3 separate regions of the Mus musculus genome follow, and regions 1 and 3 are each linked to region 2. The links are chromatin loops, found by intact Hi-C in ENCODE. Cell type or tissue: heart. All regions are shown on one strand. Region 1 has its middle 85 kb from the start of 0610025J13Rik. Region 2 has its middle 18 kb from the start of Gm34784. Region 3 has its middle 95 kb from the start of Gm34784.

Region 1 (8,000 bases), 92 kb before region 2:
CAGCATTGGGGGTACAGGCACACATAATTTTTTATGCTTTAAGCATGTGCTCTTACACACCAAGCCATCCCCATAGCCCCTGCTTCATGCATTTAATATTAGTCAGTTGCTGGAGGGCTCTTTTGCTTTATATCAGTGGCTCTCACCCTCCCTAATGCTGTGACCCTTTAATACAGTTCCTTATGTCATGGTGACCCCACCCATAAAATTATTTCATTTTTACTTCATAACTGTATTTTTGCTACTGTTATGAATCATAATAGAAATATTTGATATTCAGGGTATCTTCTCTGTAACTCCTGTGAAAGGGTCACTCTACCCCAAATGGGGTCATGACCCACAAGTTAGGAACCACTGCTTTGCATGTCTAAAACTAGCAGAGAGGCAAGAAGACTTATTTTAAATACTGGTCTGAAGAGCCCTTGTTGTCCTTTTATTTGGCAGTAGCTGTCAGCGACCTTGGGCAGTTGGAAGCTTCAGTAAGTAGCATCTCCATGCATACCCTGTGTATGGGGACTTCTAGATTGTCCTCCAAACCTCTTGTGGTAACCAGGCCCCGCAGGTTCTCCTGTTCAGTTCCTTATAGCCTCTGCTCTCTCTCTCTCTCACTCCCACTCTGTGCTTTCTCTCTTCCTGAACTGAGTACTCTCTATCTCTTCTGCAAAGGCCCCTCTGTTCTATGTCTTCTACAACTCACTGGTTACTGTTGGGATGACTTGGAGTGCTTACCTCTGCCATGAGTGTGTTGGGCAAAAGGACTCTTTTGTTCATCATCAGGAGCTGGGGCTTTGACCTGCAATCTTTTCATAAATGTCTCAAGGTATCCATGGAGGGTCCAAGACAGCTTAGTGCTGGTGTAAGGATGGTTCTGCTGGCTTTTAGACTGATCTTTTTTTTTTGTTTGTTTCAGGGCAGAGACAGGTATGTGAGCCGAGGGTTTCACAGCTGCTGGACACTCAGCAGGCCACTTGAGAGAATCTGTTCTGGATATACCTAGAATCTCCCAGTGACAGGCTGTCCATTGTCTTATTGGACCAATGGCAGGTGGACAGGGTCATCTACCAGGTGGAGAAACCCTCCACCACCTTTTTAGTTGTCAGGTGGTAGTTGCCAATGGACTGAGCTCAGAAGCCAGGGCCCAGGTGTCTCCCAGATGATTCACTAAGTGATCCTGAACAGCAGCGTTTGGACCAGTCACAGCCATTTATTTGGGTCAACCAGAGCCATTGATTTTAGGGCCAGCCATAGCTGCTCATTTGGGCCAATCACATTCTTGCTCCTTAGCACCAGCCGCAGTCATCCGGGATTCGGGCTTTGTTCAGTCATGGTGCTCTCTCTCAGCACCAGTCACAGTAGTCCTTCCACCAGGGGAAGTACTCACTCTGGCCAATGTGGAAATGGTTTCAGGGCCATCTGGAGTCTGTCAGGTTCTGGGATAGCAAAAGGTACAGACCACTTCAAACAGCTCAGGCGAAGCTTCAGAAGCTGGGATGACCAGCTGTAGCCTTTTCACTGTTGTCGGTGAAGTAAACAAGACAGACTAGCTCTGGCAGAGTCCTGCTGGCTGCTTGACTTACAGTTCTTTTGTTCAAGGCAGCAAGTGATGGAATCAAACAATAGCTAAGCAAAGAGTCCAATCACCCCATTCCTTCTATCTTTGTGTTCTCTCTCTCTCTCTCAACTGAATATCAGGAATGCTTCCCATATAGACTTAAAGAACCTACCATGGATATCAGCAGGTGTTTAAAATAAATTTTTACAGTGTTTTAACAATATATAACACATATCCATGCTCAGAGGGAGGTGGCCTCTTCTGTCCCACGTTCACACAGACTCTTGCTGCCCTTCATCACTACCTGTCTTTATCACACCCAGTCACTTGTGTGCTGAGCCAGTGCCCACTGTAAAGCTATGGCTGTTCAAGTGTTCTGACCTCTGTGTTATGTGTCCTCTTTGTAACTCACCTCTCGGCAGAGCAATATTGTTCTCATTACAATGCTGTAAGCTGGTCCTTATTACAGTAGAGGCACGGGTGACCTTTGAGTCTTTGAGCTGTCATTGTGCCTGGCAGTAGCTGATGCTCAGTGTGTGATTGGCTAAGGAGCTGCCGTGTGTATCGTTTCACATGGAGGAAGTTCAGTTGTAGCAATGCCATCACTGTTCAGACAGTGATGAAAGAGGTGTAAGAAACTGAACCTCTGATGGTGAGGTGTAGGTCCTATTTCAACTGACCATCTCATAAGAAAGCTCACCATACTTTACACAATGCAGACACCATCCCTAGGAGGATGAACTTATGATCCTCAGAGCTGGTAGAGTATAGTTTTCAAAGTCTCCAGCAATAGAAATTTCTCTGCCTATGCTTCTGTTTCAAGGATAAATTAGTCTTAAATTTTTTTAAACTATAAAACTACTCAAAGCTCATTAAGGAAAAATTTGTGAAGCAGAGAAAAGCAGAAGAGAACAAAACTGTTTTCAGTTAGTGCCTCGCTATGTAAATAGCGGGGCTGTAATATTTTAGAGTATGAATTACTCTCATACTGATGCAACTTAATAAAAGCCAGGCGATGGCACACGCTGCACCCCAAATCAGAGCCAGATCCCGCAGAAAACACATAGGTGGATGTCACAGCCATTTCTGAAAAAAAAAAAAAAAAACCACAAGTAGGCAGTTACTCCTGGCTCAGCCTTCGAAGCCATGCTATGTGGGAGTGTCGGGAACGACAGAGTTAGCACATACTCACAGAGGGTGCATGGTGCTAACCCCAAAGTAGGACATGCCTCAGACCATGCTGCCTTCAGTGCCTTTTCATGCAGTTACTGATCAGTACTTCTCACTGCTGTGCTAGGCACAGGGCCCTTCTTAAAAGTTACAGAGCCTCTTCAAGCCTCACGAGCTTCATAGCTGGCTTGCCTCGTACTGTTTCGAGACCAGTGGTACCCGATACTGCCATCACTATGCCTGTGCCATTCACCTGGTCTGATCTGACCACACAGGGACTGTGTCATTTTATACTAGCACAAGAAGACTGAGTAAAGTCCGACAGGGTTGAGAGAGAAAAACAATAGAGGATAAAGCCACATGACTTCAGTGTACTGCTTTAAAGGTGTTCTCTTTAATCGGCAGTAGTCACTCATCTCTTATTGAGTCTGGTTTATAAATTGAGATTTGTTTTAAGCATGCACATGTAGGAATACACACACACACACACACACACACACACACACACACACACACACAAAATTACTTATTAGGTTCTTTTTGTTGTTGTTGTTGCTGCTGTGATAACACACCATGACCAAAAGTGGCTTAGAGCAGAGTCCATTTTGACTTAAAATTCTAGAGGGAGAATCTAATAAGGTAGCTGGGGGGGGGGGGAGTGGCGGGGGGGGAGTGGCGGGGGGGGGAGTGGCGGGGGGGGAGTGGCGGGGGGGAGGAGTGGCGGGGGGGGGAGTGGCGGGGGGGGGGAGTGGCGGGGGGGGGGGGGGAGGCACAGCAGCAGGCAGCCGGAGCAGGAAGCTAAAAAAAACCAAAACAAAACAAATAAAAACCAAACCAAAACAAAACAAAAAAACCAAAACACACACACACACACACACACACACACACACACACACACACACACACAACCACATCTCCGAGCACACACAGGAGAGAACAAATTGAAAGTGTGGCAAGGCTACGTAAACTCTCAAACTCTTGACATGTTTCCTCCAGCAAGGCCTCACCCCTGAACGTTATGTAACCTCTCCAAACAGCGTTATCAACTGGGAACCAAGTGTTCAAATACAAGAGCCCACGGGGAGACTTCTCATTCAAACCACCACAGTGCTTCATTATTATGTATGGTTTCAGTTATACACTGGGATCTTGAAATGTATCCCTCAGAGATAAGGGGAGAGGGTACAGCAAATACGTTAAAGCAGCTTTCAGACCGAGGAAAGTATACAATTAAGGTGCTCTACCGGGCAGCTCACCTCCTTCATCGTCATGGATAGTCCTGACAACAGTGTGTCCCGACTTCATGACACTGTGATGGATTCCTATATGTGCAATGATATTGTTTTAGTTGTCATTAGAAGTGTTTTTTTTTTTTTCCCACCCAGAGCAATGAACCACACTTTCAACTGACCCTCTGTTTGGCATTCAGATAGCTTCTGAACACACAGTGTGAGGCAGGGCAGTCACAGCCCTGCCTCCCTGCTGAGCACAGCAGTGTAACATTTACTGGCACCCACACTGTGGCAGTCATTGTACTTGGTGCTTTTTCAGAGTTAACCTATTTAATACTCTCAATCAACTGTAAACTGGCCAGTACTTCTTTTCAACTCTAAAAGAAGAAACGGGAGACTTATACCGCCTTAACTCACACTCCTGGGATTTTAAGCACAAGGTCAAAACTCCCATCGGGTTGATAGGGCCTTTGACCGAGGGTGGAGGGTTTGGATTTTGAGTTCACTGCGACGCGCATTGCCCCCTTTCTTCCTTAGTTCTGTCTCAGGAGTGGCCTATCACAGGGAGGCCATTTAAATCAGACTCTGCACCGAGGGGGCAACTCCTCAGCTTCCTGGGGTTTCACTTGTAGGAACGCATTTAAACTCTGCCCTTCCTTCCAGCTAGCTCCCTCCTTTATGGAGAATGCAGGGAAGGAATAGAGGAATATATTTAGCTGTAGACTCTAGCTGATCCAGCACCCCTGCCCCACTCCGCCCCGCCGTGGCTGCAGGTAAATGTGTTGATATTTTTGAGCACTGGTTCCTTCTCCATACACCGTGGCTCCTTCAGAGATGTGGTTTCTCACCTCAAAAAGATCATTCACCGTCAGTGAATTCATTCCCTTCCAGGGATGAGTGGATGGTTCAACTAATGTGAATCAATAAACGTAATGTATCCTGTAAATATACTTAAGGATAGAAATTATGTGATTATATTCATAGATGTAGAAAAGGCGTTTGACAAAATCCAACATCTCTTTATGATAAAAACATGGAAGAAACTTTGAATATAAGAAACGTATCCTCCAGCTCCCCGCTGCAGTGAGGGCACCAGGTCACTACTTCAAGTAGGGCCCAGAAGAGGGAGGAGGCACTGCCTCCAGGATAGTAACTTTACAACACAATGCAGAGCATCAATTGAGTGGTGGTGGGTGATGGGGCCCGAAGGCAAGACGTGCCTTCTCATCTGCTATACAACCAATGCCTTCCCCCAAGGAATACATCCCTCTGTGTTCGACAATTACAGGGCCCAGAGTCCCGGTTGATTGGGCGCACCATGAACCTAAACCTGTGGGACACTGTGGCCAGGAGGACTATGACCGCCTCCGCACCCTTTCCTACCCTCAGACCAACGTCTTCATCATCTGATTCTCCACTGCCAGTCCACCGTCCTATGAGAACGTGAGGCACAAATGGCACCCAGAGGCGTGTCACCACTGCCCTGACATGTCTATCTTCCTGGTGGGCACCAAGAAGAACCCTAGAGCCCAGTCTGATACCCTACCATGCCTCAAGGAGCAGGGTCAAGCGCCCGTCACTCCACAGCAGGGCCAGGCACTGGCCAAGCAGATCCATGCTGGGCACTACCTCCAGTGCTCAGCACTGCAGCAAGACGGCATCAAGGAGGTGTTTGTAGAAGCTGTCCAGGCAGTGCTCAACCCAACACCGACAGCATCCTCTGTGACCTTGGCGCTCAGCTTGGAGGCTATCCCTTGTCCCCCCACCAACTGTGCCTTGGCGCCTTGTCTGCCTCTAACTGTGCCTTAAGGACTAATTCTGGTAGCCCTTGCCTGGGAACTCTCTGAACGTCTTTTATTCCTTAAGGAGGTACACAGGGAAAGGGGCTTTGGGCCCCACTTGAGTTCACCTAAGTCAGACTGACCTTTCTAAGAGGCCAACCCGGTGCTCGCCTCCATTCCCTGCTACTGACCAGTTCATCCAGCTTTCCAAAGTTGTTGCTGCCTGTTGTGATGCCTCCTAAGACAGGGGCTCTAACCTCTCTCTGCCTTAGCTCTTGGACTAGGCTCTCCAAGATGATCTCTCCCTCCCCCAAAGGAGAAGCCACAGAATCCTGAGAAGAAAAATGTGCCCTAACCTGCCCCATGTGCCCAGGACTTACGTGTGCCTGCTGACTGACTCAGGCCCCGTGCTCCTGGGTGCCTTTCCTGCCCCCATCAGCATCAATAAAACCTCCTGTCTCAAACAAACCAAACCAAACCAAACCAAACCAAACCAAACCAAACCAACCTAACCAAACCAAACCAACCTAACCAACCAACCAACCAACCAAACAAACAAACAAACAAAAAACACATATCACTGTTTTTGCTTTATCTTATGTTTTATTTTGTTATGTTTTGTTGTTATTTCCTAGAAGCCTGTTCTTTTCTTTTCTTTTCTTTTCTTTTCTTTTCTTTTCTTTTCTTTTCTTTTCTCTTTTTTATTGCTTATTTTATTTATTTACATTTCAAATGTTATCCCCCTTCCCGGTTTCCCCTCTGCAAACACCCTACCCCATCCTCCTCTCCCCTGTTTCTATGAGGGTGCTCCTCCGCCCACCCACCCACTCCTGCCTCTCTGCTCTAGCATCCCCCTACACTGGGGCACCATGCCGTCACAGGACCAAGGGCCTCCCCTCCCATTGATGACCAACAAGGCCATCCTTTGCTACATATGCAGCTGGATCCATGGGTCTCTCCATGTGTACTCTTTGGATGGTGGTTTAGTCCCTCGGAGCTCTGAGTGGTCCAGTTAGTTGATATTGTTGTTCTTCCTATGGGGTTGCAATCCTCTTCAGCTTCTTCAGTCCTTCCCTAACTCTTCCATTAGGGTCCACGGGCTCAGTCCAATGCTTGGCTGTGAGCATCTGCATCTGTATTGGTCAGGAGCCTCTCAGGGGACAGCTATACCAGGCTCCTGTCAGCAAGCACTTCTTGGCATCAGCAACAGTGTTGGGTTTGGTGTCTGTAGATGGGATGAAATCCTAGGTGGAGAAGTCTTTGAATGGCTTTTCCTGAAGTCTCTGCTCCATTTTTTTGTCCCTGCATTTTCTTTAGATAGGAACAGTTCTGGGTTTAAAATTTTGAGATGGGTGTGTGGCCCCACCCCTCAACTGGGGGCTGTGCCTATCTACTGGAGGTGGTCTCTACAAGTTCTCTCTCCCCTTTGTTGAGTATTTCGCCTGTTCTTTTCTAATGAGAGAAAAAAATGGAGTAGATCTGGATGGGAGATAGGCTGGGGTGCAATTAGGAAGAGTAGACACAGGGGAAACTGTATTCAGATAAAAAAAGAAAACAAACTAGATTCTGGAATGTGGTAAATTGTAAAAGTTTAGTTTTGTATTCTTTTCCTTTGACAACATTTGAACCAGCAATAACAGGAGGGGGTTAAATTGACATTGTACATAAAAGTCATTCATCGAAAAGAAAGAGAGAGAGAGAGTGAGAGTGAGAGAGAGAGAGAGAGAGGGAGAGAGGGAGAGAGGGAGAGAGACAGAGATCACAAGACAATAAAGGCTATAAACACAAAGCTACAGTCAAAATAGTGTTAAATATGGAGAAAAGCTCAAAGCATTTGTACTAAAATCTGGAATAAGACAAAGACACCCATGTTCTCCACTGTTATTCAATGTAGTTCGTGAAGTTTCAGCTAGATCTGCATGGGAAGAGGAGGCAACAACAGGAATACACAGAGAAAAAAAAGATGCTAAAGCATGCTTCTTTGTTGGTAGGATTCTATAGATGAGACACACCGAGAACGCCGCCCAGCAAGCTCTTAGAGCTAATAAACCCTCTCAGCAAAGTGGCAGGATAAAAAGTGAACACAGAAAAATTAGTAGCTCTCCTATGGATTACAAACACGGCGAGAAAGAAATCAGGAAAATAATCTCATTCGCAATTTTCCCCAACAGCAAACCAAACCAAACCCAAAACCCCAGTAATAAACCTAACCATGGTAGTGAAAGGCATTTACAATGAAAAAATTTAAAACACAGGAGAAATTGA
Region 2 (8,000 bases):
CAACAGTGTATCAAAGTGAAATACTAGACAAACCTTCCCTTAAGGATTTATTAGGAAGATACTAATTTGGAAGAGTCTTCCCTTTTAATTTGGAAATTAAATCCTCTCTCTCTCTCTCTCTCTCTCTCTCTCTCTCTCTCTCTCTCTCTCTCTCTGTCTACTATCTATCTACTATCTATCTACTATCTATCTACTATCTATCTATCTATCTATCTATCTATCTATCTATCTATCTATCTTTCCTCTCTGTCCCCCACCCCCATCCCCCCTCTCTCTGTTCTTACCATGTTGCTGAGACTGTTTTTGAACTTGAGATCCTTATGTGTTAGCCTCCTGTGTAGCTGAAATTAAGTCCAGCTAAAATCATCACTTCCTCATTGAACCTTAATTAAGAAACTGTGCTGTACTTAGGAGCCATGTGATACCAGAAATTTAAAATTTTAAAGGTTGGAATGTCACTTACTACCCCAGTAGTGGTAGAGGGAATGGGAGAAGGAACATGCAGGGTACTGGTCTCCTCTCCTTTGTCCTCTCTAGGGGTTGTATGTGTTGCAGAAATCTATATAATAAAATCCAATCCAGTATGAATACTGGATTGTATTTTTCACATGGGTGAATTTTATGGTATGCTCACTGTATGATTATAAAACTCTTATTTTTAAAACAATAATTTTCCAAGAGATGAAATCAGAACTACTTAGATCCAGGCTAAAGAGGCTCTTCACCAGGACCCCACACTTTGAGGCCCCTTTCTTTGGCCCCTTTGTCTGAGTTGTCATGAGCCTCTTATGATAACATGAGAACACTCAGCTAGGTGCCCTGTTCTCTATAATAGGCCACACATTTGGTTTTAGGTGCTGAAGTTCTTGTCCAAATGTCTCTGGTTTACCTTTGTAGCTTGTATGGACCATTTCATGTGTCCAGTTCCCAATGGCAGATCTTGTCTCTTCTAATCACAAATAGTCTTTTCGCTGGGACAGGGGAGGCATAGATAAAATTGAAGATAGAGAGGTTGGGTACAAGCATGCAAGCAAGGCTTATGAGTTCAGGATTGGATTGGGGGTCAGGTAAGAAGAGGGCTTCTGTTTTTCCACTCTGATTCTTTTATTCTTGTTATAGGTCGTTCATATCCTGGAACTTGGAAGCTATGATTGAACAAAGTCTAAAGTTAGCACATTTACCAGCCTAGCCTGGTACATTTCTAATACAGTACAACAATTACCTTTCTCAATCCAAATACAGCAATGACTAACACATATTAAGTGTACCAGGCTTTTTTTTGATGGATTTATCAAATGCTATGCCGGTAGCGAATAAGGAAGTTGGAATTGGGCCTACCTCTCCTTTTCCTAGGCTGCCGGTAAGATGGTGGACATTCAGACAGAGCATGCTTACCAAATGTAGCGTACAATCTTTCAAAAACAAGAAGCATGTTCTGCTGGGAAAAATTGGCAAACATAAACTCCCTCAGTACTACAAAAACATTCATCTAGGCTTCACGATGCCCAAGGAAGCCATCAAGAGTATCTACATAGACAAGAAATGCCTCTTCACTGGTAATGTCTCCATCTGAGGTCAGTTCCTGATTGGTGTTGTGATGAAGATGAAGATGCAGAGGACCATTATCATCCACTGGAACTATCTCTATTACATCAGAAAGTACAATCACTTTGAGAAGAGTCACAAGAACATGTCTGTGCACCTGTCCCCCTGTTTTAGGGATGTACAGACTGGAGACATTGTCACTGTTGGAAAATGCAGGCCCTTGAGCAAGATGGTTAGAGTCAATGAGCTCAAGGTCACCAAGGCTGCTGGCCCCAAGAAGCAGTTTCAGAAGTTCTAAGGGGACTCTGGCTAATGCCCTAGAACAAATAAAGTTATTTTCCAACTTAAAAAACAAAAAACAAAAAACAAACAAACAAAAAAAAAACCCACAAAAACAAAAAAACCAAACCAAACCAAATGCTATGCCATTTAGTCCTTGTACCAAAGTAGGTACTATTATCCCAACATTCTTAGTAAATATTGCAGCTTGGTGAGGTTAAGTAAATAGCTATGTAAGAATTTCTCCCATAGACTGACTGTCAAGATCCCACATAGCCATACCTTCCTAGGAAGGTTTGCTCATGGAGAAGACTGTTGTAACAAGGAACACATCTCCTCTTGTCTTTGAATAGTTCTGAGTCTGACACAGTAAGAGAGGGATATCACAACAGAACAGTGGACTGAGTTCTCTTCATTTGAACAAGGCCAGAACGTACATCAGTATTGTAATATGGATCACATTTGCAGAGGACATTTTCATCTTCTCTGCAGCCTGCGGCAATGGCTGTCAGTTATTCCTTCTAAGATTAATCTTTTTGCATCAGAGATATGGAGATTAAGCATTCGGCGCATGAGGACTTATGCACAGATGAATTTGATTTTCTATATGTTACTAAGATTGGGCTCACAAAGCATTCCTTCCATCTAAAATGGGCTATGGTTACTCAAAACCTACTGATGTGCCTAGGGGCACTTTTCTTAAGGTTGCAAACAAGACCTTCAGATTTACCAGTTCAAACTGGTTTTATCAAAACTGACTTCAGTTCTAGCATGAATTCAGCACACAGAAAAGTGATTATATTTAATAAATGCTATAAAATTCATTGGCAGTTAGTATATTGTCTTGTTGGTTATCCTTTCTATTAAACTGAATAAAAAATGCTGAAGGAAAATAAGTAAATATGTGTGAGTATGTACCCTTACTACATGTTATCCTTGGTCTACACATGACTGAGTTCTGTAAATTGTCCAAAGCGGTATGGCTAGAAGTAAAATTGTTCCCCCAATGTCATTTCACCTATCTGTTTTTCATCAGCTTATAGGCACAGAGCACTGTCCTGTTCACAATCTCACGTGACTTTTCTCTGTGTTTAGTGAGCTACACTGTTGTAGTTCAAGTCTTCTTTCTGGAGAGGAAGTCCTTTCCATTATCTCCACGAGGGCCCTGTTGTTTTCCATTGTTTGGTTTGACTGTTTTGGGTCCCAGGATTTGTCCAGCTGGCTGTGGGATCTAAGGTTAAGGATCGTTAAGGCTGGGAGGGCTGTGGAGACTCCCAGGAAAGACACTTCCTTGTCTATCCATGCTAATGACAGAAAGAGATCTGTCTTCCTTCTTTTGAGGATATAATGTGTTGAGAAGCCTAAAATTATTGCATTAGATTTGTTGCTATGAGCAGAGCCAAAGAAGGGGATGAAGAAGGGAGGGGCTGACTCTCAGCAGGATGGACCAGACAGAAGCCAAACAAAGCCACAGAACTGTGAGATCAGGGTTGAATCACACTTGTACTGCATCTTGCTGCTTTGTTTGGACTGGGCAGATGTAGTAGGTTTATCTGCCTTTACCTTGTGTTTGAGAAACAAGCACACAGCTTCAGAGATTCATCAGAATTTCATGCACTGATAGTTGAAATCCAAGACTTTAATGATAATCAAATCCCATCCATGTGTGTATGTGTGTGAGGCTAGAGCCCAGCTCCTCATACATGTTCCGTGTGTGTGTGCGCGTGTGAGGCTAGAGCCCAGCTCCTCACACATGCTCTGAATGTGTTCTACCACTGAGCTACTTGCTGAGCCTCTCTTGTTCTTTGATGCTTTCTCCAAACATGAGTAAGAGCAATGTTTTTTTCCTTTTCACTCAGGAAAAACAAACCAACACCAACTCCATTAAAGATTCATCAGCCAAAGGTGGGCAGAAATAGAACAGTTCAGCCACTGTAACAGAAAGAGTTGCACTAAAGCCAATAAAACCAATGAAATTGGAAATGACCAGTGCTAGTTAGTCTGAAAAAGACCCATTAAAAACACTCACTAACTTCTTAAAATTCATAATTCTTAAAATTTATAATTAGCAGGGGCCTCAAATACTTCTAATATCTGTGAAATAAATAAAAACATGATAAAGATGAAGCATAAACTGCTAACACCCCAATCTACTTCTCAACAGTGGGGTGTTACTAAATCTCTAACACATGGCCTTCTGCCTCTGTAGAATACTTCTGTTTGTGAAAGCGTCACTATCTCACATGGTCCTTCTGGTTTTGTTTGTTTGGTTGGTTGCAGCCTTTGGAGGCATGCTCTCACTATAGAGTCCCAGCTACCTGGGAAGCTGTATATGTAGCCCAGGATGGCCTTGAACTGGCCATCCTCTTGCTTGGCCTGTCAAGTGATGAAATCACAGATGTGTACCTCTTTGACTGGTACAATTTTGGTTTTAAAATTACAATTAACCATAATTAATTAAAAATCAAAATATACCCAAGCAAAACCAGTAATATTGTGATACATACTATGTACATATATATATTTTTTATTACCTAAACTCTTAGTTGTTCCCTCTTAAATTATACAAATCTTCTGTTTTGACAAACAGCTTATGGTTTGTTTGTTTCTTTGTTTGTTTTTCTGCTGGATGAGAGAATGGTCAAGCAGAATGAAGAAGGTCTGTTGTACTTTGAGGGGTGGTGGGAAATGGAACACCTAGAGTTGCCCTTGGGAACAAAGGGCAACTCTAACAAATGGTTTGTCATATTCTCTTAATTGGCACCTTCATAACTCTAGGGGAAATGTGCAGGAGTGGATGTTACAGGCTCTGGACTAAGGCCAGAGGGACAGACTTATGGACTAGGACTAGGTTGAAGGCATGGCCATTTACAGACCATGTGGCTACCTAAGAGCAGCTGGGAGCAGGAACCACTGTTTGTTCAGTTGCTTGACAGAAACCTGGACCCTGTGGTGCCAACATTAACCAGAGTTGAGACGTCATAAATTCCTTGATATGGAGAAAGGGAAAGAATCCAAAGACTCTGTGAGATAGGAATGCTGGAGCAGATTTATCATGTGTGACTTTCCTTCTCCCTCCCTAACTTTGTCTCCTGGGAGAGAGCAAAGGACACTCCTCTGGCCACAGTCTGGAGAAATACCTTCCCAAGGGGAATGCAGCAACTGCTGTCTACAGCCTTGAGGGAATGGGGAAAGATTAGATTGACACAGGCTCCCTGGATACAGTGGAATTTGGATGGCCCAGAGTCTTAGGCAGACATGAGAACTCTTCAACAGCAGAAGGGGAGACTAAAGGGAACTTTTTGTTGTTGTTCCTTCCCGGGTAAACATTGCTTTAATCTAGGCAATGGGATTTTTCCAGGTTCATTTTCCCAGATTCAATTCTGAATCTTGTTGAGCAAGTAAACAAAGATGCCAGAAGCAGGGTTTTTATCGGATACCTTGGGATAAGAACCCATCAACTCAACCCTACTCCATTTAACTTTCCATAGCTTTCAAAGCTAACTTGCCCTCAGATATCATGACCTCCCCACTTGTGATCTAGAACCTAAACATGTTGCCCTTGATTTAGATCCCCCTTAACTGGCCCAAATATCCCCTCCTTGAGAAATTCCTAGGTGTTGTTTACCCAAGGTGTTCACTCAACCCTGACGGGACAACTCCACACAATCTTCAGGTTTCAGGAGAAACAGCTCTGTCTTGTTGGACCTTTCCTCCTATAGTCTATGTCTGTTCTCTTGTAATACAGTGTTAGTTACGTCTGAGTTTGGATGCTTTCTGTGTGCTTTTACTTCTATAGCCTTTCAAAGGAGAGAGGAGTAGCTTTGCTCCCTGTATCTGCTCAGAAATTGCTATGTATACAGAGTTCTGACCGTGGTCCTTCTCTTCTGTAATGAGAGTGTCTTTACGTCTTAATAAATATAAATCTATAGAGACATTTTTTAATGATACCATAGTACTCTGCAATAAGGATTATGGCAATAATAATAATAGCAGTCTCCTTTTGAACATTCCTCCCTGTCAAGCTATCTCATACAAGCTGCATGCACACGATCTGCTTAATGGCTTATAGACTTTATATCCTACATTACAAATGTGGTGTTGGAAGCATAGATAATGAAGTCACCCTTTTCAGAATCTCATGGCCAGCATCCTGTGTCATCAGGACCTGGACCCAAGCATTCTCCCCCAAGATCCTATGGTAAACGTTCTTATATTTAACCAGTATTCTTGCTGATGTACATTAGGTTGGATGTAAATTTGAGCAACTCTGAACACCGGAATTCACCCCTCATGTTCATGCAATTATTCAATACTGTCTGAAAATATTTAGGGTTTTATTTTTTCTGCTAGATTGAATATCTTCTACCAGCAGTACGAGAATCTTCTTGCTCACATCTTTGTATTTTGATATATTCAATTTAATATAAGATGGGCAGATTACACAAAAATACATGTTGCTACACTCAATTTGTACTTCAATAAGAACTTCTTTGGTGTAAGTGAGACATATTTCTGTACAGGTTAAGCTTCATGCAACATTTACAACTTGTACTCAGAAGGACCTGCTATGAAAAAATTAATTCTAAGTTCAATTGAATTGAGCATACTACATGTGTCTGATCATGTTTAGGGGGAAAGGATTCTTCTATTTAAACTTCATCTTATAAATATCTTAATAAAGATGGCCCACGGGTAAAGGCACCTTTTGCCAAGCCTTGACCGCTAGAGTTCAATTCCTGGGATCCACGTGATGGAAAAGAACTAAATGATAAAAAGGAAACAAAAAAGGAAGGACTTGGCTCCTCCTAGGTATAATGGAGGACAGGGTTTGTTGTGGATAAAAGAGAGAGAGCATAGCTAGAGGTAGGGACACGTGGGAAAGTCCAGACTGAGCAGGGGCATGAGCCAGGCCATGTGAGTAGAGGGGACAGAGGACAGGGGACAGGGGACAGGGGACAGGGGACAGGGGAGAGCCATCAGGGTAAAGGGTAGATCAAAAAGCAAGCTGGTAACCAAAATGACTGGATTTTATAGGGAAGGGCAGCTGAAGGAAAGACCACCCAGGTTAAAGAAGTATAGGGTAGGGGGCAGGTATGTCAGAAATACCCTATAACAGGTAGGGACTGGGGGATACTGGGAGACCCTGTTGGCCAAGTCTACTTTGATAAGTTAAATAGGCACCTCAGTTAGCCATTTGTTCCACATTTTTTCTCTTTTTTTTCATTTCCAAATTATTTTTCAATCAGGTATTTTCTTCATTTACATTTCAAATGCTATCCCAAAAGTCCCCCATACCTCCTGCCACCCACTCCCCTACCCACCCAATCCCACTTCTTGGCCCTGGCTTTTCCCTGTACTGAAGCATATAAAGTTTGCACGACTAATGGGCCTCTTTCCAATGATGGCCGACTAGGCTGTCTTCTGATACGTATACAGCTAGAGACACGAGCTCCAGGGGTACTGGTTAGTTCATATTGTTGTTCCACCTATAGGGTTGCAGTTCCCTTTAACTCCTTGGGTACTTTCTCTAGCTCCTCCATTGGGGGCCTGTGTTCCATCCAATAGCTGACTGTGAGCATCCACTTCTGTGTTTGCCAGGCACCGGCATAGCCTCACAAGGGACAGCTATATCAGGGTCCTTTCAGCAAAATCTTGCTTGTGTATGCAATAGTGTCATCATTTGGAGGCTAATTATGGGATGGATCCCTGGATATGGCAGTCTCTAGATGGTCCATCCTTTTGTCTCAGCTCCAAACTTTGTCTCTGTAACTCCTTCCATGGATGTTTTGTTCTCAATTCTAAGAAGGGGCAAAGTGTCCATACTTTGGTCTTCGTTCTTCTTGAGTTTCATGTGTTTTACAAATTGTATCTTGTATCTTGGGTATTCTAAGTTTCTGGACTAATATCTACTTATCTGTGATTACATATCATGTGAGTTCTTTTGTGATTGGGTTACCCCACTCAGGATGATACCCTTCAGGTCCATCCATTTGCCTAAGAATTTCATAAATTCATTATTTTTAATAGCTGAGTAGTACTCCATTATTTAAATGTACCACATTTTCTGTATCCATTCCTCTGTTGAGGGACATCTGGGTTCTTTCCAGCTTCTGGCTATTATCAATAAGGCTGCTATGAACATAGTGGAGCATGTGTCCTTCTTACCGGTTGGG
Region 3 (8,000 bases), 77 kb before region 2:
TGTTTTCCAGCAGAACTACTTTATGTAGTGCCTATGAACATAGTGAGTGTCATTTATGATAGTTAAATGCCACAGCCTCCTAAATGACACATTGCTTTTTGAGAAATGAGTTTGGTCTCTAATTTGGTTAAATTTTCACTTTTGTGACCTTTTGTACATGTCTTCCTATTAATAGATTTTTAAAGACTCTGTATGACACGGATTTCGAACCAGCTGTGTTTTACCTCCTATTATCCAATCCAGTACAAGTGTATGAAATTTGGCCACGTTAGGGAATTTGTCTCATAGTTTTCTGAAACCAGACATTTTTCTATAATTCCCTAGATTTGTCCGTCTAGTCATTTAATTAAAAATGGAAATGCATTTAATGAAGTCAGTTTGGCTTTTAGCTAATTCTGGCAGTTCCCTGTAATCATCTACTTATTTCCTATTTGTTCCTTAGTGCACTTAGCAACTGATTCTAAAATTTTGTCTTGAAAACAACAAAAACAAAAACAAACCAAAACAACAAAACAACCTTATGAATACGTAGTTTCTTCCAGCTGCCTGCTCCGGGGTGTTGCAATCTACTGTGGCTCCTTCTCAGGGAGGCTTTTTAGCAGCCTCAGCCGTGTGATGCTTGTGGATCCCCAGTGAAAGGAATCCTTCAGGCCCTACTTCAATCCTGTTTAACAATCTGTCCAGTCTTCTCGTGCCCCCCTGTCCAGGGAGAGATGGCGCAAGACACATTTACGACCTAGTTACGTAGCTTTAAACTTTCTAATAGCTTCAGTGAAGAATCAAAAGGGAATGAGGAAAAGTAGTAGTATTTTTTATTTAATATAACACCTCCAAACTATTATATTTTCAGAATATAATTATATAAAATGCCTAATGAGAGCCTTTGCACTCTAAATGCTTAATTAAAAAAAATCGAGCATATATTTTAAATTTTACTCTTTTTTGCTTGGTTTTGGTTTTTTGAGACAAGGTTTCATTGTGTAGTCCAGGCTATCCTCAGACTTTCAGCAAGCCCCCTGCCTCAGCCTCCTGAGTGTTGAGATTGCAGGTATAGTGTCATATCTGGCAACACTTTGGTCTTTAGTAGGTTCATTTTCAGTGCTCAAAAGCCACACAAGGCTGGCTTCTAGAATAGAATGGGTACAGATTCAAACCTTTTCAAGCTCTTGGCCCTACTACTATTATAATGCCTTCATTTACCTTGTACTTCCACCCCATTTTCATGTTTTCTCTCTCCTTTTCAGCATGAAGGTCTTGCTCTGAATACAGCTCTTGCGGAATAAGGGTGGAGTGGCATTGCTCTCTCTTTGTCTATTAATATTAACGAGGGGGACCTTTTACAGTTAAACGCCATAAAGAAAGCTCGTTAAGGGCAACAACATCCCCTAGCACACAACTCTCTCCAGAACTACAAAATAGGTATGGTACAGAGGCCTGGAAGCTAATTCCTTCCAGATGTTTGAAAAGCGAGCAAGACCAAAAGGTGGATACTGAAATTACTAAACACTTAATAAGGAGCTGATGGAACCAAGGCCCCAGGGTTGGCTCAGAAATAAGTGAAACACAGAGACCCTGTTTGTTCAGAGGAACTTCAAAGGCTCCTATAAACGCGCAGGAAAGGTGAGAGGGAAACCACTGCCGAGATCCAACATTCCTGCAAAGTCCAACTGGAGACTCGCCGGAGATGCTTCACTCCGTGCTGAGGAGGACGCAGGGGCAGGTCTGGTGAGCAGATGTCTGGCTTTTGTTTGCACTATTATTATGTACAGTGTGTGCATGCAAGATGCAGCCATTTCTCAAGCTGAGCCAAAGGGGACAAACCAATTAAACTCCCAGTTAATAAAACAAAGAAAATGCCGTTTCTGTACTAAATACCACTCTGCACTCAAACCATAAACCAGCTAATGGGACAGCAGATCCAAATAAATAATATTGGCCACATTCATTTTCAGTTTTCCTTCCGTTGCTCCCTTTAACAGTAGGACAAAACCAGAGGGTTTCCTAAGATTACAATTAAGAGGAAAAAGACCAGCTATTCAAGTGTGGTATCAGTTGAGAAAGACTCAGAGGTTTTCTCTTTGGTCATCCTTACCTGGAAGGAGAGCGGCCTACAGTATCCAAGCCTGTGTTTGCTTTTTTTTTTCTCTCCACTGCTAATCATTGTGACTTGCCAGGCACATGAAGGAAGGCCTCATTTTATAATCTTTCTTTGGGGACTCAGACAAAGAACAAAACATCAGCAGTCAGAAAGGAAGAAAAGAAATCAGATGTGGTCCATCATTTAAGTGAATCAGCTGCTACAGGTGAGGTGGAAGACTCTTTAAACTAGTTACCAATGGAGTTAAAAATGGGAAGCCCTACACTGTTAGGAGCAGAAGCAAAAAACCTGTTGTCTTTGGATCAGGTAGACTTAGTCTGGACTTCTAGCTCAGTGTTTAACTCAGTATATTGCTTAATGTATTAGATGTTTATTTTCATTGTTGTAATAATATACCTGACAGAAGAAACTTAACAGAGGAAAGATTTATATTGGCTCACAGGTTCAAACCTATCACACCAGAATTCACGATGGTGGGGTTGTGTCAGAATGGCTCACATATTGGTGGCCAGGATACAGAGACCTCAGTTAAAAACACATATAACCTTTAAGACCTACCCTTAAGGGATTCACTTATGTTATCTTGGCCATACTCCATGCTCATAACAGTGGATGTGGGAAGATCTATAACCTCCCCAAACTACATGGTCAGTGGATGGACTAAGTAGTCACACACATGAACCTGTGGAGGATAGTTCACATCAAACTCTAGCAATATTTTGACTTTTAACTTCCTCTTCTATAGACAGGGCATGGAAAAAAACCCATACCCACTTTCTAGGACTGTTGTGGGGACTGAATGAGAACGTGTATACAAAATGCTGATCTCCTGGAACCCAGTTTCTGGCCCAAGGTCAGGGATAACTAGCTATACCTGTATCAGCAGCCTATGTACTATGCTCACTTGCCTTCTGTAAGAAGACGTTGTGTGGGCATTCATGCCTCCAGCAGACTCTGATTTGCCAACAGATCCATGTCTTTCTCAATGTGCAGAGGATGAGCTCATCAAGGATGCTCCTTATGTGAGCCCTTTCTCTATAGAAATGGGACCATCTCACCTGAGTCACATTCCTGATGTATTCATGTCTAGGCATCTGCTGGCATGGTGGCTCACACAGTTCTCTTTGAGAAGGACTGCTTGCTAAAGAACCACATGGCACCGAGTATTCAAGCTTCCTTTCATTTTCCCTCTTACAGTCTTGGACCAATGGCCATAATGAAGTACTTTATAAAGTCATGGTCTGACACGAGAAAGATAAATGTAAACATTGCACAAACACTGTGAGGAGAAACATCTGGATGTCCACTGCTTACTTCCTGTTGAGAGAGTTTGGGAACTTGGGGATTTTAACAGTTGGACATGGCTATTTTGGGAAATGAGTTCACATCTGTACAAGAAAGAAAAGCACACACTCATTACACTTCACTCATCAGATCAGATATTGGCAGCAACAACATCCCAGGCCTGTCTGAGAACAAAAAAGACCGAATTAGAGACGGCCAGGACTTGTTTCCCTTTCTGCTCTCTCTCATTTAGAGCACCCAGTATCCATCATCAGAACTTCTTCTCTCTCTCTCTTTTTTCTTCCATTTATTTATTTATTTATTTATTTATTTATTTATTTATTTATTTTAGATAGGGTTTCTCTGTGTAGCTTTGGCTGTCCTGGGATTTGCTCAGTAAACCTGACTGGCCTTGAACTCAGAGATTTGCCTGCCTCTGCTTCTCTAGTCCTGGGATTAAAGGCGTGCATCACCCCTGCCCAGCCTTTCTGTACTTCTTATGTTTGGCCCATTCTTACACTGTCTACAGTTCAAAATCTTAACTTTGAAGGTTGGTTTACCCACTGACTTGTAAGACACACTTCAACAAATCCCTTAATATGTTTAACCCCTATTTATGTTTATTGAAAAAAATGAATAATAATAATAATAATAATAATAATAATAATAACTTTTTACCTCTTCTTAGGTATGTCAAGTTGACAGCCAAGATTAGCTACGACAGTGGATAAATTAGCAGGGTAAAAGCTTCTAGATTTTTTAAAAGATGACTGGATAGGGCATGCCAGTATTCAGGGTGAGAGTGTAAAGCAGACATGATGGCCTTTCTGGTTCTAAGGAGCAGCGGCTAATAACCAAGATTAAACCTAAAACTTCCACGTCTTTCTGCTAACCAGAGAGCTCTGAGTAACCAGGCCTCCAGCTTTTGTGGAACCAGAGAGCACCTGGTGACAAGATCTCCATCCCAGTGGCTTTGGAGGTCAGTGCTGGCCCAAGTGCCCACAGTCCTCTGAGAAACGGGAGCTTTGGTTCCAGTGAAATCTGAGGTAAATATGCAGTGTGGTTCTGATGTCTGAGGTGAAAAATGTCCCTGGGGTTATAGAGTCTACGTCCAGAGGTTATTTTGGACCAGTCTAACTACAGAGTCCCAATAGTAAACCAGTAGACTGGATCTGAAGTTTGGCATCCTTTCTCCAGAGGGTCATAGAATCCAGGGGTAACCAAAGTTTTAATTCCAACCTTGGTCCTGTTAGCATAATGCCAAGGCAGGACCAGTTCAGCAACGATTTGATAATTGTGGTGATTTGAATGATAATAACTCCACAAATTCAAATATTTGAATGTTTGGTTCCCAATCGGTGGGCAGTTTAGGAAGGATTTGGAGGTGTGGCCCTTTTGGAGACATGTGGGTATGGGTTTCAAAAGCCCTCACCAGGCCTGCTCTCTCTTTCCCTGCCTGCAACAAGAAGCTCTTATCTACTGATCCAGTGCTGTTCCTGTCTGCCTACTGCCAGCTCTCTGCCATGATGCTCATGTACCTGCCCTCTAAAACTTTACGCAAACTCCCAAATAACTGATTTCTTTTATAAGCTGCCATGCTCATGGCATCTCTTCATATCAAAAGAACAGTGACTAAGACAATAGCTAACACCAAGTTTCCCCAGTCCTTGCAACTGAGCTTCCTGCAGATATGCCTCAATGAAGAGTCATAGAAACCAGAATATCCCAATAAGCTCTGAAGAAGAGGAATCCAAAGAGCAGCAGAGGCAGCAGCAGCAACAGCAGGAACAACAGCAGCAGGAACAGCAGCAACAGCAGGAACAGCAGCAGCAGCAACAATAACAACAGCAGCAAGGACAGCAACAGCAGCAAGAACAACAGCAGCAGCAGGAACAGCAACAGCAGCAGGGACAGCAACAGCAGCAAGGACAGCAACAGCAGCAAGAACAACAGCAGCAGCAGGAACAGCAGCAACAGCAGGAACAGCAGCAGCAGCAACAATAACAACAGCAGCAAGGACAGCAACAGCAGCAAGAACAACAGCAGCAGCAGGAACAGCAACAGCAGCAGGAATAGCAACAGCAGCAAAACAGCAACACCAACAGTAACAGCAACACACCATTAAATCTCACTGGGTTCTTATGGCTGTGACCTGACCCAGATCCTAGGACATCCAGTGATCTTTCTTGCTTCTTTTGTTTTAGAAACATCCTTTTATTATTTTTTTTAAATTTATTACACTCTTTTATTTTTAAATTTGTTTTGAAAAGTTTTTTTGTATGATATATTTTGATCATATTCTTTCACACCTTCTAACTCTCTCCAGATCTTCCCCACACCCAACTTCATGTTATTTTTTTTTCTTTAAAACAAAAAAAGCCACCCAAACTCAAAACAAAACAAAGCACCAAAAAATCATGGAGATTGTTTTATTGGTCAACTACTCCTGAGCATGAGGCCTGACTTGGAGTGGGGTTGATATATTCAGTGTTGTGTCATTAGAGAAAACTGATTTTCCCTCTCCCAGAAACTATAATTTTCAAGTAGCTCCTTGGCTAGCGATAGGATTTCATTCCTGCTTTGCCTTCTCTGTGCTGATTTTTTTTTGGGGGGGGGGTCTGGTGTAAAGTGTGTAGGTTTTGTGTATATGGTCACAGTCTTGGTGAACTCATATGTGTATCAGCCCAGTGGTGTCTGGAGAACACTTTTTTTTTTTCAAGTTGTCCTCTACCTCTGGATTTTATAATCTTTCTGTCTCCTTTTCTGTGTAGATCCCTGAGCCTCGAGGGGAAAGGTTTGATGAAGATATCCCATTTAGGGCTGAGTGCTCCAAAGTTTCTTATTTTTGCACATGTTCAGTTGTGGGTCTCTGTGTTAATTACAATCTACTGCAAGAAGAAGCTTTTCTTATGAGGGCTAAGTGATGTACTGATCTATGGGAATAGCAATATGTCATGCATAGTCTCGTCATTGCTGTGTCCATTTAGCAGAATAATAGTGGTAGGTTTTCTTCTAGGACTCATCCTCTATCTAGTCTCAGGTTCTTAGCATCATTAACAGTGTCAGATATGGGATCCATCTTATGGAGTAGGTCTTAAATCCAGTAACATTTGTGTCTCTATTGTACCAGCTGACACATCTTGCAACCAGGTCACTATTGTAGCTTACAGGTTTCATACCTCATTGAGACTGATCATTACTTTCCTCTCTTTTAGTAGATAGTACCTACTGGGGAAGCTTCTCAATGAGCACCAGCTTGATTTTTCCATGTTCTATCCCATAAGTATGTTGTTATCTTTGTCGGTATGGTCTTACTGTCTGTCAGGCTTCATAGTGTAACCAACAGCATTGACAATAGTTTGTAATTTTTTTTTTTTTTGGAGGATGTCTATAGGACCTCTTTGGACAATAATTCAGAAGGATATAACCCATTTCTGATCCCGGGGATTTTATTTTGTAGCATATGGTATCTAGTTGGGGTACACTCCTTTTATATATTTATGTATTTTTGGTCTACCATATTAGGTTTCCACATGACCTTTGTAAGTGTCAGTAGTGTTAGTTTTCCTTCCCCATTACCTCTATTCCCCTATCCCACTGATTCCCCTCCCCATTTAGTCCTGTTCTAACACCCCCGTTATCCTTTTATAATACTATTGTATATTTCCTGTTCCTTGGAGAATCCTCTCCTCTCTGCTGGGCCCTCATGAGCTACCTAGCTCCTATGGATAGTTTCAATAAAAGCTAACATTTATATATAGGAGAAAACATGCAATGTTTGTTTCTGGGTCTGAATTTTCTCACTCAGGATGATTGTTTTCAGCTTCATCCATTTACCTACACATCACACAATTTCATCTTTCTTAGTAGCTGAACAACATTCCAGTGTGAAAGCATGCCACACTGCCATCCATTTATCAGATGGTGCACATCTAGGCTGTTTCCAATCTCTGGCTATTGAATAGGTCAGAAATGAACATGGGTGAGTCAGTACGTTGGTACTAAGATGTAGAGTCATTTGGGTATAGATTAAAAAGTAGTATAGCTAGATATTTTAGTAGATCTATTTCTGTTTTGTGAGGAACCTCCACACTGATTTCCATGGTGGTTGTACAAGTTTTCACTCCCACCAGCAATAGATAAAATTCCCCCCCCCCTTTTTTTTATCTGCTGTCATTTGTCTTATTAATCCTGGTTATTCTGACTGGGGTGATATGAAAATATGAACTCAAAATAGTTTTAATTTGCATTTTCCTGATAGCTAAGGATGCTGAACATTTTTGAAAATGTTTCTCAGAAATTTGAATTTCATCTATGGAAAACTCCCTGTTTAGTCCCACATCCCATTTTAATTGGATTATTTGGTTTGATTGTTCAGCTTTTTAAATTTCTCTGTGTATTCTTGATGCTAACTTTCAGTCAGATGTATAATAGGTAAAGTTTTTTCTCTTATTCTGCTAGACTGCCTCTTTGTTTAAGTGATAATGTCCTTTGTTCTATAGAAATGTTCTATCTTCATGAGTGTAGTAAGAAGTTTGGTTTCTTTGAAAAATGCAGAAATATTATGACAATATTTTTTTTAAATTTATTTTTATATGTTTTAAAAACCAATCCCAGG

Evidence for each region. Peaks named below come from ENCODE experiments on the same cell type or tissue, not always from the same donor. Only the 100,000 strongest peaks of a DNase experiment are listed, where the experiment ranks them.
Region 1: it touches region 2 in a loop (2.6-fold over the local background); 2 of 42 quality-filtered maps call a loop at or near these places.
Region 3: it touches region 2 in a loop (1.8-fold over the local background); 2 of 42 quality-filtered maps call a loop at or near these places.

The regions. Positions count from the first base shown.
Region 1 is chr4:98,232,409-98,240,408 of GRCm38, reverse strand. It overlaps the pseudogene Gm12691 and the pseudogene Gm12692. Among named protein-coding and RNA genes, the nearest start is that of 0610025J13Rik, 85 kb to the left of the region's middle. In heart, no CTCF peak of the experiment used is centred here; a DNase peak (open chromatin) is centred at 3,748; H3K27ac peaks cover 254 bases.
Region 2 is chr4:98,139,987-98,147,986 of GRCm38, reverse strand. It overlaps the pseudogene Gm12691. Among named protein-coding and RNA genes, the nearest start is that of Gm34784, 18 kb to the right of the region's middle. In heart, no CTCF peak of the experiment used is centred here; a DNase peak (open chromatin) is centred at 4,946; H3K27ac peaks cover 679 bases.
Region 3 is chr4:98,217,206-98,225,205 of GRCm38, reverse strand. It overlaps the pseudogene Gm12691. Among named protein-coding and RNA genes, the nearest start is that of Gm34784, 95 kb to the right of the region's middle. In heart, no CTCF peak of the experiment used is centred here; a DNase peak (open chromatin) is centred at 3,455; H3K27ac peaks cover 338 bases.